2 separate regions of the Mus musculus genome follow, and region 1 is linked to region 2. The links are chromatin contacts, found by Hi-C or POLR2A ChIA-PET in ENCODE. All regions are on one chromosome and are shown on one strand. Each heading gives the region's core, a stretch centred on a gene start or an enhancer-like site at or near the end of the contact. The rest is flanking DNA. Distances are from core to core; before and after follow the strand shown. Region 1 overlaps Zbtb20 (zinc finger and BTB domain containing 20). Region 2 overlaps Zbtb20 (zinc finger and BTB domain containing 20).

Region 1 (3,457 bases), core at 108-2,607, 49 kb before region 2:
AAGTACAGTGTGCAAGCCTTAGAGGGCAATTCACTTTTTCTCTAGGATAGTTAGAAGGGTATCCAGGTCTGAGCTCAGCTCCTGCCCCTTTCCCTTCTGGAAAACTGAGGAGACTCACTGAAGGTGCCTCAGAGAAGAATCCCACAAACCGACAGCCTTACCTGTGGCCATTCAGAAGATTGCATTGGTGTGTATTTAAAACTATGAATAAAGTCAGAGACAGCGCATGCTCAGCAGGCAATTTAAAAATATTTATAACATTGTTGTCTCGAAAACAAATTTCCTCAAACAAAGCAAAACTCACATTTCTTACCCATGCCAAGTTTAACGTTCTGAGACAGAGCTGTTTTGGAGTTTTCCGTTGGGGGAAAAAGGTTTCTAAAAAAAATTTTTTTTTTGAGCTGAAAGAGAATAGTTCTCCCTTCCCTTTTGGGTACTCTTAAAGGGGTGGAATAAATTTCTCTTCAAGTTTCAACAAAACTCACAATTGGTTATAAAAAAAAAAGACATTGCACATTAAAGGTCCATGAAAAATAATTTCAGAACAAGTAACAAGAAGCTAAAATCTACAGGTCTGAAGGATGTAGCGGTCACCTGAGTCTTTAAGGCAGTCTTGTGTGTTGTAACACAAAAACATACACATACAATCAGAATCTAGTATGTTCAGTATGGCAAGAATAATGTATAGACCACTTTAGGCATATCGAGAGAAGTTATGCTTTTTTTTTTTCTAACTAAAATCTGAACTCTCCAAAACTAAAAAAATACATGAAATTATAGGGTAAATTCAGCAAGAATTGTCAGTATAATTGCACAGCAAGCATGGAAAGATAGCTGATCACATATTGGTCAGCTAAATTTTGAGATACATAAAATAAAAATTCGATTGAGTTAAGGTTTTAAAAGTACTAATTGCAGCAAAACTGCTCGTCTTTCTCCAGTTTGGGATTTTCTCTCTCCCTGCCTTGAATACCCTAAATACCCCATCTACCACCTATCACCAAACCCTGACCGAGCAGCGCACAGATCTCAAAGACCTTATTTAAATCTCTTACTTAATCTTAAGTCTCTGAATAGATTGCAACTCCTGCTCCACTTTCCAGTGGTGCTCAGCTGGCCTCACAAAAGCGCCACGGACATATCCTTAACTATCTCTGATGTTTTCAAGCTCAACAGAGGGTGCCAAAAAGAAAAGAAAAAAAAAATCAAAGATCGGAAAAAAAAGTTTATTAAAGTGAAAGCAGGAGCCCAGATTTGAAGAAGTTGCCTCTACTTTTATTTCCCTCACAACTCCGCACAGGTGTTTCCTACCTCACGCTGCTGTGCACGCTGCTGAGGAGGAGGGGTAAGTGAGGGTGGGGGAGTGGGCCAAGGTCTGACCAGCAGGCATCAGGAGCTGCAGCCTCCTGGGTTAATGGATGTGTTTAAAAATGGACCCCAAGCCCCCAAAAGCCTGGAATGAGGTTTCTTTTTGGCAAATGATTAAACCACTATACTGAAATAATTAAAGCTTTGTCCTTAAATAAAGCATCCGATCAACAGAACAAAAACAAAGATAAAAACTGCACACACATATGCATGCGTGCACACACTCTGACACACAGATACACAAAACTAGCGGGTGAAGGGAGAAGGAAATTAAATAAAAGAAAACAAACAGAGTCCTAACAGGCCATTCTCCAAAAAGAAATCTAAATAAAAAGTCATATGATATCTGATAGTGCAGGACACGTCGCCAAGAACCAGAGCGGATTGCCTCCAGGAAGAAAGGGCCAGTGTATTCCAGCTCAAAGAGCGTTTCTTTCTTCCTCCTCTATGTTCCCCTTTCTCCTCGACTGTTGAGTGTGTTACTCTCAGGTCAGACCTACGAAGAATCCCAGAATGACAGCTATCACCTCTCACTGTACTCTCCCAGCACAGCTAGCTGACGGGGCTGCCTGACTTGGGGGGGGGGGTACTGCTGCATTCAGCAACAGCCTCTTCCTCTTCCAGTCCTCCCTCTGTCCCTCTCAGAAAATCCTCTGGCCACCCCAAACAGCAGACAGGGAGAGAGATGAAGGGTGAGGAGAGGACACTCACACACACAAACCAAATATGCAGGTACAACAGCTGCAGTAACAAAAGGATTCAGGAGAGGGGAAAAAAAGAGAAGAAAAGAAAAAGAAACCAAGCAAAGTATGTGTGGGGGCTGGGGTGGGGAGCAAGGGCAGAAAAAAATCCCCAAGCCTCTTGCCTTTAAGCTAAAACTTTTTAAAGACTTAGTTTCTTTTATTTTTGGTGAGTGACTTTCATTTTAGGATCGTTTACAAATTCTACAAAAATATAGACTTTTGAGTGGAATTCAAGAATTTCCCGCAAGAAAACATGCAACTGTGACAAGTGACCGGCCCTAGAAATTTTGGATTTGCCCAGACTTCCCTTACTTCTAGTATCTTCCCATGAGGTCAAGTACTAGCTTGGCCACCCAGTGCCAGGCTTAATTTGAGGGTCATTACTGAAGGAGCACACACATAGACGGGTTCCCGAAAAGACCCCTTGTTATCAAGTTACTTCAAACACAAGGCATTCAGCCCTCCCAGCCAGGAGGGCTGACTAGTGAGGCGTTGCCCTCTGCCCCATAAGCACTGTGCCCTTTAGAAACACAGATAGACGTACAGTTCATACACATGGGAAAATATATGTACCTCTAGTTTTTCTTATAGTGTCCGGCCCCAGGGATAATGAATGAGTTTTATTTTTCCATAAATGGGAGGAAGAGGAGGAGAGAGTTTCTGACTCGTGGACAACTGTTGTAGTTGTTTCCCTCTGAGCCACACTTAGGTGCTCAGCCTAGTCTGCATTTTCAGGGTTTTGTGGTGGCGCTTGTAGCTATTTCCCCTCTGCTCAGTTTAGTGTCCATTATGTACCTCAAATGATTACCAAACGACACTCAAAATATAAACACATTAAGAGCAGAACTTTCAGAAAGAAAGCATTTCCCTGGGATTATAAGTTAAGGATATTAGTATAAAAATATAAAATGTACAGCATGTATTAAAAGATAAACTGTTTACTATACTTTGCTCATACAGTTCCCGTCCTGATTTCTCTTTTCTTTTGTTAGAGGATTAATTTGAAAGTGATAAGCATTCTAGAATGTTTACTACAAACACAAATTCATAGTGGAAATACATACGCATAGGCAAAACATCAAACAGAATACAAAGCTACATGGCAATCAGAATTGTTGAGAAAACCTCCGTCTAGACTACATTTTGCTTGAACTAATATATCATAGATGGGACAAGTAATGTCTCTGGGAGTTTGGTAATTTATATCATAGAAACAAAATATAAACACCTACTCCCTTACTACCTCTCCTTTATAACTGACAAGTGACACAGAGATGCCCTTTACACAGATGGATGCAAAAACTTGGGAGATCAAATGAGCTGATGTACCCCACTGGTATTTTGGG
Region 2 (3,649 bases), core at 786-3,285:
ATTCACTAATTTGAATGTACATAATGTTCTGGGGCAGTGGTTTTCAGCATTTAGAGATGATGCAGGTTCTTAGGAGAATCCTTTTCCCCAAGCTCAAAACAAGTTTCAAGGAGCGGCTGGTTCCGGAGCAGCCCGCATGTATGACTCCCCTGGCCTGATTACGCGTGACTTGGGGGCTGAGGAGATGAGTAGAGAAAAGTCTCTTTGATTTGTCTTCAGAAAGTTTAAGCCAAACATAAGCTGAAGCCAGGAGTAAAGAAAATGTTAAAAATGGAAATGTAAAAAACTAAGTTGGTAAAGATGCGTGACTAGAGATACAAGCTCTTTTAAAGTACCCTAGACCTTTATAATACTTTCCTCATTCATTATTATTAGCATATGTTAATAATATAAAATAACGCGCTCTATTATAATTTGCCTATGATGTATATAATGTACTTAGATCATTATCCACCCCTTATAATTCCTTTTAAAGTTAGAACAATGGGTAGAGGAGTATGGAGTGGAGAAATGGTAGCAACAGAAAGAGTTCCTAGCTCTGAGGACCTGCTGTGGTTTCAGGCATCTGGTAAGGAAAGGTGTGTCTCGTTTGCACATATGTCACCCCAGGGATGTGTACGAAGCAAGCTACATGGGGTACACAGAGGCTCCGACACTAAGACATGGCAGTTTTCCTGAAGGGCTGGTTTTCTTTGTGTGTAAATAACTTAAACTATTCTTTATAGATGAATACATTCATTCCCCCATTAACTTTTTCTTGGATGTTTTAGAAGAAACTAAACAGATTCTCTTCTTGGCCTTGCATTTCTTCTAGTTCAGTAACACAAACAAGAATATACTGAAAAATGAAAAGAAAACAAGAATCCATGTGTATTTTCAGGGGTCAGACCTGAGACCTCCCTGAAATGTGAAATGTCCTGTCTGGGGCACACAGGCAGTGTCCCAGGAGGCATGCCGGACCATTCTAACTTGAGGACTGCCAGAGGGCAAGTGTGAGAGGCACTGTCAGAGTGAATCCCTGAGCCCACACTACAGGGGAAAAATACTGTTACCCTGAACTTACTAGAAGAAAGAGGAGATTTCAGGAATTAGGAAACTTACCCCAAATCACACAGCCACTAGCCTCTGAGTGAGTCCCTACCATTCCAAAGTCCACATACTTTAACCACTAAATTATACTACCTTTAGGTGTTTCCCACTTGAAGTTTCCCCTTGAAATCTGGGCTCATTCAGGATTATGCAGGCTGGTTTAGGCTTCACTTTGGAAGGAGATAGGTTTGGCTTGATTTGCATTCTAAATATTTCACAGCGGTAAGGGAAAGCTATTATTATACCCATTTTATGGTGAGGAAACTGAGCTGCCTGCCAGCTGAGGTATCTGGCTGGGTTAAAAACAGAAGCTTGCCTGTTTGTCTTTGCTCTGAACTAACTCAAGGTTCAGGCCACCTGACTGGCCAAGCCAGCTTTTCTGCATATGGATTAACACCGGTGACAAAGAGTGCCACAAACTTTGCTAAGAGGGAACAATAATAATTCAGTAAGGAAAAATAATTCAGTAAGGAAAAATAAAATAAGTCATCATAACTCGCAAGTTTGGTTACTCTGAGGACTGAATAGAAAAGGGAGTGCTTACTCATCACAGATGAATCAGAAAATGAGAGTGTGTCACAGCGCTGATGACAGAGCTGGGGAATTCAGACGATCTCCGTTCCAAGCTCCTCTTGCTTGCTTAGGACGGTAAAAGGTATGGCAGTCATGAAGGAGTGGCCTCTTAGGCAGGGCTTTAATCTTAAGTCTTTCTAGAATTTAGGTGGGTTTGTATCTCTGCTTCATAGGGGTAGGGACAACCTCTAAATGTTTGTGTAATGTTTCAATGTACATGTTTAAATATCTTTTAGTGTTGCAGAAATATAGTATTTAGTAATTGTATGTCGGAGTCTTCCCAAACACTCGGCTGATTTTTACTTTGACTTCCAGGATTTCCAAAGGCTGAGGAGCCCCTGGAATTCTAGACACACGTGCCTCTCGGAATGAGCGCCAGCTCCACAGACTCCTGGCAATTGATATTCCATCTTTGCGTTGGATGCAAGACTTTTTTTTTTTTTATGTGACAGATTCAAGAAGTTTTATACTAGACTTAATGGCATTACATGCACTCTGCATTTGTGAGTTTTTAATTCTCTACTTTTTTTTTAAAATCTAAACACTGGGAAAGGTTTGTGAGTCAAAGACAGGGCATGGGTGCAGAGGTATTCTTTGCAACACCACGCCGGGCCCTTTGCTCATGTGTTTTCATTTCTTTTGGTCGGTGGGAGAAAAACATAAAGGCCATGTCGTCACTCCTGTGTTGAAGTCAGCCTTATGGGACCATATTATTTGTGTCCATCTCAAGAAATAAAAGAATCATGAACGTTATGACATAACTGTGAACAACAGTTTCTTTAAACCTCAGATGATGGGATAAGGTAATCACCAATGGAGAGAGAAGATGCAGAAACTAAACTTCAGTAATTAGGCACAGCACAGCCTACGTACGAGCCTTTGCCAAGATACAATTAAACACCTGCCCCACCCCGTCCACATTTCCTGACTCTTCATGATGTTCACAGGATCAGAGAACAAAATATCAGAGAACAAATGAAGTGGGAGCAGCAGCTCTGGGAGCAGTAGCAGGGGCTGCATTTATAGTTAAGATGGGTTCTATTTTAATTATAATTTTTTTCTGCATGAATCTCATACATATATAGAAGGAAACATGACCACATCCACACCAGTTCCTTTCTCTTCCGCCCTCTCTAAAGCAGATTTTAGGAACATTCAATGATGTAATTCCATTTTTCCCTGTATATTTCTAATTTCTGAAGTAGTAGCTTTACAGCGTCTAAATGGATTGAGTGTCAGACCTTCTTCCCTATAGCAAATTGATTTGTGTGTGTGTGTGTGTGTGTGTGTGTGTGTGTGTGTGTGTATGTATGTGTGTGTGTCCTTAAAAGGTCTGACACTGTTATTATGTGGCCTATCAATTAAAGGCACACAATGTTGTTCTAGTCTACCATTAATGTCATTTGCTACAGAGATTGCTGCTATCACACAAATACTCCAAAACTTTTCAATATAGAAATGCAGAGAATAACAGTGCTTGGTTCAGTGGATCATAGAATTAATATGTGCACTGCAGAAGCACAGAGAAGTATCCTGATTTGTGTGCACAGAGGGTGTTCCTCACCAAAGGTTTCCTCAAATGGTTAAAATACAAAGGGAAAATTAGGAGCCACATATCAAAAGACAGAAATTAATCAGGTATGCCCACTGACTGCTTAAACTGTGGGGACAACATAAGCTAGGTCTGTGTTTTAAAGACTTAGGAGCAGTGTTCTGCAATACAGATTGCAAAGTGTTACTTTCATCCTTGTCACGACTAGCTATTTGCTTAAGCGCATCCAAGACCTCTCACAATTTGGCCCAGGCCCATCTCTGTTTTCTTCTCCACTGTTTCTTTATATATGGTGACAGACTATTATGTTTTTCCCTGCGCATGCCCAGGACAGCCATGCCTCCCAGCCTTTGCTGACAGTTCACACTTGAATCTCCCAAACCTTGCTAAGTGTGTTAAACACAGCATGACACTCCAATGTTTGTTGAATAAATG

What was found. Hi-C counts contacts between places; a loop is a spot of excess contacts on that map. ChIA-PET counts read pairs that join two places held with the same protein, here RNA polymerase II (POLR2A).
Region 1: a map of adrenal gland shows a loop between it and region 2 (2.3-fold over the local background). The contact joins two enhancer-like sites. A Hi-C loop is called at or near these places in 11 of 37 maps with a recorded cell type or tissue (CH12.LX, adrenal gland, gastrocnemius and 2 more). POLR2A ChIA-PET finds 5 or more read pairs at or near these places in 1 of 5 experiments (embryonic stem cell).

Annotation. Positions count from the first base shown.
Region 1 is chr16:43,504,863-43,508,319 of GRCm38, reverse strand. The region is part of intron 5 of Zbtb20 (zinc finger and BTB domain containing 20); the gene reads right to left. Among named protein-coding and RNA genes, the nearest start is that of Gm15713, 86 kb to the right of the region's middle. Within about 2 kb of position 1,357, at least 2 of the 3 ENCODE cell types and tissues checked have a DNase peak (open chromatin) inside an H3K27ac peak, as active enhancers do; they include gastrocnemius, where a contact is called at or near this core.
Region 2 is chr16:43,456,829-43,460,477 of GRCm38, reverse strand. The region is part of intron 4 of Zbtb20 (zinc finger and BTB domain containing 20); the gene reads right to left. Among named protein-coding and RNA genes, the nearest start is that of Gm15713, 38 kb to the right of the region's middle. Within about 2 kb of position 2,035, at least 1 of the 3 ENCODE cell types and tissues checked has a DNase peak (open chromatin) inside an H3K27ac peak, as active enhancers do; it is gastrocnemius, where a contact is called at or near this core.